Regions from separate parts of the Homo sapiens genome. Here region 2 is linked to region 1. The links are chromatin contacts, found by Hi-C in ENCODE. All regions are on one chromosome and are shown on one strand. The core of a region is the stretch at or near the end of the contact, and the rest is flanking DNA. Distances in the headings are between cores, read along the strand shown.

Evidence for each region. Hi-C counts contacts between places; a loop is a spot of excess contacts on that map. Pooled maps may share reads with other maps.
Region 2: a map of heart right ventricle shows a loop between it and region 1 (8-fold over the local background). The contact joins the promoter of TTTY10 here to the promoter of TTTY14 in region 1. A Hi-C loop is called at or near these places in 3 of 168 maps with a recorded cell type or tissue (heart right ventricle and naive thymus-derived CD4-positive, alpha-beta T cell) and 6 of 50 pooled maps.

What each region holds. Positions count from the first base shown.
Region 1 is chrY:19,076,070-19,079,118 of GRCh38, forward strand. TTTY14 (testis expressed transcript, Y-linked 14) reads right to left here and starts at 1,478. Exons shown (of 3, transcript NR_125735.1): 1 at 976-1,478.
Region 2 is chrY:20,573,913-20,576,961 of GRCh38, forward strand. It overlaps TTTY10 (testis expressed transcript, Y-linked 10), which reads right to left and starts at 1,603. Exons shown (of 10, transcript NR_197944.1): 1 at 1,194-1,603. EIF1AY (eukaryotic translation initiation factor 1A Y-linked) reads left to right here and starts at 1,864. Exons shown (of 7, transcript NM_004681.4): 1 at 1,864-1,975. The coding sequence starts at 1,960.

The sequences.
Region 1 (3,049 bases), core at 228-2,727:
ACTCGAACCTACGCGCGCCTCCAGCAACCCTGCCTTTCGCCCGCCCCCAGCAACCCTGCCTTTCGCCCGCCCCTTCCGGCTGGGATCCCGGCAGCTGCCTGCTCTCATTCCAGAAGAGCAATAATAATAGGAACGCTGGCCAGGCGCAGTGGCTCACTCCTGTAATACCAGCACTTTGGGAGGCCAAGGTGAGCGGATTACGAGGTCAGGAGATCGAGACCATCCTGGCTAACACGGTAAAACCCCGTCTTTACTAAAAATACCAAAAAAATTTAGCTAGGCATGGTGGGGGCGCCCGTAGTCCTAACTACTCGGGAGACTGAGGCAGGAGAATGGCGTGAACCCGGGAGGCGGAACTTGCAGTGAGCTGAGATCGCGCCATTGCACTGTAGCCTGAGCGACTGAGCAAGACTCCGTCTCAAAAATAAATAAATAAATAAAATAAAAAGAATACTACTACTAATAATAATAGGGACGCTGAGAATAACAACTACGACCAGAACCGAACAGCGAAGGCGCCCCTGTTGTGTGTTAGAAGTCGGCGCCCCCCGAGTTCCGCAGCAGTCAACACCTGCCCAGGGCCCCCCTCGGCAGCCCCTCACAGCAGCCCCCGGGCTCCCAGAACCCCCAGGCGCTCCCGGAAGCCCCCAGTCGGTCCCCCACAGCCCCCTGGGGACCTTCTGCCCCGCCAGCCCCGCCCCGGAGCCCCCCGTCCGCCCCGCACAGCGGCCTCGGGTCCCCCTAACCGTCGCTCCGAGCCCCTCGAGCTCCCAAGCCCGCTTGGAGCCCCCTGTTGGCCCTTCACGACCTCCCCGAGCCCCCAAAGTCCACCGCCCACCCCGATCCCGGCCCTCCAGGCCTGACCCAAGGCCCACACAGCAGCTCTGTCGGCTGGGAAGGCCTGCAGGCTGCAAGGCCGCGCGAATGCCCCGGGCCAGCCCCAACCACTGTCCCTAGGCCAGCGGCGTCTCTTACTGGGATTCGAAGACTGGACGGCTCCCCGGCGGCTCAGCGGCGGGGCGCGAGCGCTGCCCATGCAGCCCGTGGCGGCGTTTCCCCGGCGGCGCTACCGCAGCGGGAAGGCGGAGCAGGCTCGAGGCCTGGCCGAATTGCGGGCAGGCGGTATGCTAGCCCGCCACTCGGCTGCGCGGCACCTGTTGCGGAGGACTACTGAGGGGGCATCTGGCCGCAAGCTCACCGGAGGCGCCTCCCCAACTGAAGATCTCGGTCCATCTCAGGGTGGCCTCTGACTCTCCGACCCGGCGCTGGTGCAGGCTGCATGAGAAGCTCTGGCCCATTGTCCCCGCACCCCACACCCCTTATCCGTCACAGCCATTGGCCCGCCCCAGTTGGCCGCAGGGACTGAGCAAGTTATGCGGTCGGGAAGACGTGCGTTAAAGGGCTGAAGGGGAGGGACGGAACTGACAGTCTCTGTGACAGCTCTGAGGTGGGAGTAGGAGGACGTCGCATTGACGATTGGGCAGGGTCCTGCGTAAGGGAGCACACGACCCTGGAAGTAGCGAGCAACCGGATTGGCGGTTTCCTTCGCAAACGTCTTGCCTTCTGGGGCCTGGCAATTGGTCTTTCCAAGTGTCGGAAGCGACGGGGATATGGTCTGGAAACATCTGGTTTTGAACATCTGGTATTGAAGCGCTGGGAGGCAAAACGTCTGCCCCGCGCGCCCATGCGGCGAGTGTCGGTCCGTGCCCCTGCTCAAGGACAGCTCGGGCCACGTGCGCCCCGGTCCCCAGAAGGCCTGGCTCCGGACTGTGCTGCCCTGGGGCGTCACTGGGCAAGGAGAGCAGTGGGTCGGCGTCGAGGGGAGGGGACCTGGGCTTCGGAGCGGTTGCTCCGGGTGGGCACTGGCCGCGCAACCCCTCTCCCGCGCAGAGACGCTAGCTCCACCGTGAGCGGGAACGGCCCTTGGGCGGGTTGTAGCGTTGGCTCCAGATTCCCTGGGTCTCGCGCACTGAGAGCCTGAGCCGCCTGAGGGAGGCAAAGCGCCCTGGAGCCGCGTCCCCTGCCTTGCAAGTTAGTTCTCCAACACGCGAAAAGGGTAGAGAGAACTGATGCGGTGACAGAAGCATTGGGTGAAGTTCACTTGGCACCACCCAATTTCTAATTCAGCCATATTTTTCATAGTTCTACAAACAAACGTCCAGCTGGGTCTGGGTGCTGTAATCCCTGCACTTTGGGAGGCCCAGGCGAGAGGCTGTATTGAAGCCAAGAGTTTGAGACCAGCCTGGGCAAAACAGCAAGACTCCATCTCTACAAAAGTTTAAAAAATTATGTAGATATGATGGTGTGTGCTGCTAGTCCCAACTACTTGGGAAGCTAAGACGAGAGGATCGCTTGAGGCCAGGAATTTGAGACCAGCCTGGACTCCATGTATAGAAATATGTATGTGTGTGTGTGTGTGTATTTAAAAATATATATGTGTATGTGTGTGTATATGTGTGTGTTTATATGTGTGTGTATATATGTGTGTGTTTGTGTGTGTATATATATATAGATGGGTGTGATTGTGCACACTTGTGGTCCCAGCTACTTGGGAGGCTGAGGTAGGAGAATCACTGAGCCTTGGAGGTTGAGACTCTAGTGAGCTATGACTGCACCACTGCACTTCAGCCTGGCCAACAGAGCAAGACCTTGTCTTGCTCTGTTTTCATATATATATATGCTGGGTATGGTGGCGCACACCTGTGGTCCCAGCCACTCAGGAGGCTGAGATGGGAGGATTGGTTGAGTCCAGGAGGTCAAAGCTGCAGTAAGCCATGATTGCACCAGTGCACTCTTTCCTGGGCCACGGCAAGACTCTGTCTCTAAAAAAATAAAAGGGCACAGACACCCACAGAGGGATGACCACGTGAGGATGCATTGCTTGAGCCTGGGAAGTTGTGGCTACACTGAGCTGTGATCACGCCACTGCACTTACCAGGCTCAAGTGATCCTCCTGCCCTAGCCTCCTAAGCAGGTGAGACCACAGTTTTGTGTCACCACTCCCGGCTAATTAATTATTTGTAGAAATGAAGTTCTAGGTTGCTCAGGC
Region 2 (3,049 bases), core at 353-2,852, 1.5 Mb after region 1:
AATATGAGAAGTCAGTTTCTCTTCTGATTAAAGACAATTAGCTATATAACATGTGGTCCCCTGTTACCATTGTAAACTAAGGGTATGTGACAAATGGTGCCGTTAAATTTTCTTTATTAAAGACTACTGATCAACCAGTAATTTCTTTTAAGAAAATTTGTCTATCTTGAAGACTACCTTGATGCTTAGCTATATAAAAGGCGAGATTTGTTTTTGACTTTGTAATCTCTTGGTTGATTTTCTACAATGTACATTAAATTCATATTTCATATTTTTAACAGTAAAACTGATTTCATTCTCTACTGTCTTTGTGGAGAGGACTTCTGGGTTCAGAGAAAATTTTATTTTTAATGTTATGGCTTCATCACTAGGCTTTTAAAAACAAAACCATGAAGACTTAAATTCCTTAAAACCAGTAGTGATGATCAGGGTACTACCACTTACCTTGCAGAAAAAAAGAAAGAAAAAAAAAGGATTAGGAGGATACTACACTATGTATATGATGGCCAATTATATGCCCAACAAGTAAGATAATTTAGAATAAATGAACAAAGTCCTGATACATACATACTATTTACCTTGCAGAAAGGGAAAAAAAAGGATTAGGAAGATACTATACTTTGTATATGATGGCCAATTATACGCCCAACAAGTTTTATAATTTAGAATAAATGAACAAATTTCTGGTACATACAAACTACCAGAACTGACTTGGGAATAAATACAGCACGAATTCATAATCCAAACTAAGGCCTAGGACCATTTAAAAAATTTACATCAATCCTCGAATGTGTCCAAAAACACAGAAGAAAAAGGGACACTACACAGTTCATTCTGTGAAGCCGGGATTATATTGATCCTAAAGTCAAAGTCATCACACGATACAAGCCAATATATCTTAACACAGATGCTAAGATTCTAAACATAATAGTACACACACAACAAATCCAGTAAATTAAATGATTGTATACCATAATCAAATGGAATTTGTCTTGAAATAATTTGACCTCCACAGCCAGTCCATTTGAGACATTCGGTTAAGCCATGATTTATTATAAGATTCAGATGCTTAGTCTCACTCCTTCCTATGTATATTTACTTTCCATTTCCTGTATATATTTACTGTCTACTTTTTGTCAGTATTCCGCTGGGTGCTAGCAATTGTAAGCAACAGATGCGGCCTCTGTACTTACATGCTTTACTGTGAGGTGGTGAGGTAGAGAAGATAAGACTGAAAAAAATAGGCCGGGCGCGGTGGCTCACTACTGCAATCCCAGGAATTTGGGCGGCAGAGGCGGGAGGATCACTAGGTCAGGGGTTTGAGAGCCTGGCCAACATGGTGAAACCCCATCTCTACTAAAAATACAAAAATTAGACGGGCAGATCGCGCCCCTGCACTCCAGCATGGGCAACAAGAGCGAAACTTCGTTGTCAAAAAAAAAAAAAAAAAAGAGAGAAAAGTGATAAACATTCTGAACATAGAGGGCCTTGTCCTAAGCCAGTCCTCCAAATTCACTGTATAAGAGTAAGGGCTCTCTTAAAATTTAGGCGTTTACAGTTAAATGACCCACGAACTTCTGAAACTGGAAGACCGTTTTTTAGCAAAGGAGAATACTCCAGGGCCCCGCCCATTTCATCCTTGACTCCACCTTCTCCATGCTGAGTCCCGCCCCGCTTCCTGTTTATTCATCCTGCAGCAAACTCTCCGGTATCCTGATGGAGTCTACTAGGTGTCAGTCATTTGGCCGTGCCTCAGCCGAAGAGAGGCGGGGAAAAGCATCGTAATCAGCTGCGTCGCCTTTTGGTGACGCCAGAGAGTGCGCGTCAGCAGTTTATTAGAGAGCTCTGTAGCCAGCCTCTTCTGCGCACCCACCTGCTGCATCTTAGTTCAGTCGGCTCTTAGAGTAGTAACCGCCAGAAAGGAGTCGGAAGAGGTCTCACGAGGCTGTCATCACCGCCATGCCCAAGAATAAAGGTACTGCTGTAAGCCTCTGGGACTATACCTCGGCTTGCTCTGCCAGTAACCCCGACGCCTGTTCCAGGCCGCAGTGACTGTTCTAACGGCGGTACTGGCCACTGCGACCCCAGCACTGTGTTCGGGAAAGGAGCTGGGAATGCCCTATTTGGTCACATTGGGGTGGGACAGACGCCATTTTTGTGGGGCCTCCTTCGGAAGATAGCGGGCTTTTGCTGCTGATTTCACGCCAGACGGAAAACGTATAGGTAGGGACGGTTGAGGGACCTTAACCGGACGGCCTGGCTTTCCAGAATAGGCACATGCAAACACTTCCCTGCTACTTTCCTGGAAGCGGTTCTTAACTTTGAAGACTTACCTATCTGGACAGTTAAAAGTATTGCTAAGGATACTCCCTTTTCCTTGTTAAACAGTGGGGAAGCCTTGAAGCATGTTTAGGTTCATTTCTGGCGTTTTACTCTACCCCATCCCTTTATAGAGTGTAACATTCTTTTGCAGAAGATTTGTTACCTATTTAGGCAGGTTTTCAACTTCCGTATCCGATAAATATTGTGGGAGTAAAGATATCAACGTTCCCTTCATTCTGAGGCTAAACTTTCACACGAAACTTAGACTTGAAAATAAGTTTACTCACAGCTTCTAAAGTAGGAGGTCTAACCTCGGTAGAACCCTTTCTCAGTCATTTCTGAAAGAAATTCTCGTTTTTATACACCTGAGGTAATCTCTCACTTTTAGTGCCCTTGTAATTGCTTGAAGAAAACTGTAGGTGGAAACAAAATATTATTTTCCACAGGAGGGGACCATGTTTTATAGTCCACAAAAACTCTGTTTAGATTATTCCTTCCTGGGACCCAGACCAATTTGTCTTCTTTTTACTTGCCTGTTGGCAGCATGGAATCTGTTTCATTTTCTCTTTTTAGCTGTCACGACACACAGCTCTTGAGGTACTTGGTGACAGTACAGTGCAGTCTTTCCTGGGCATTACTCTTTGCTCTCCCGAAAACCCACTAACGGGTTGTGTGTATAATAAGGTTTTATTTTATTTTATTTTATTTTTTACTGCAAAATTATTGG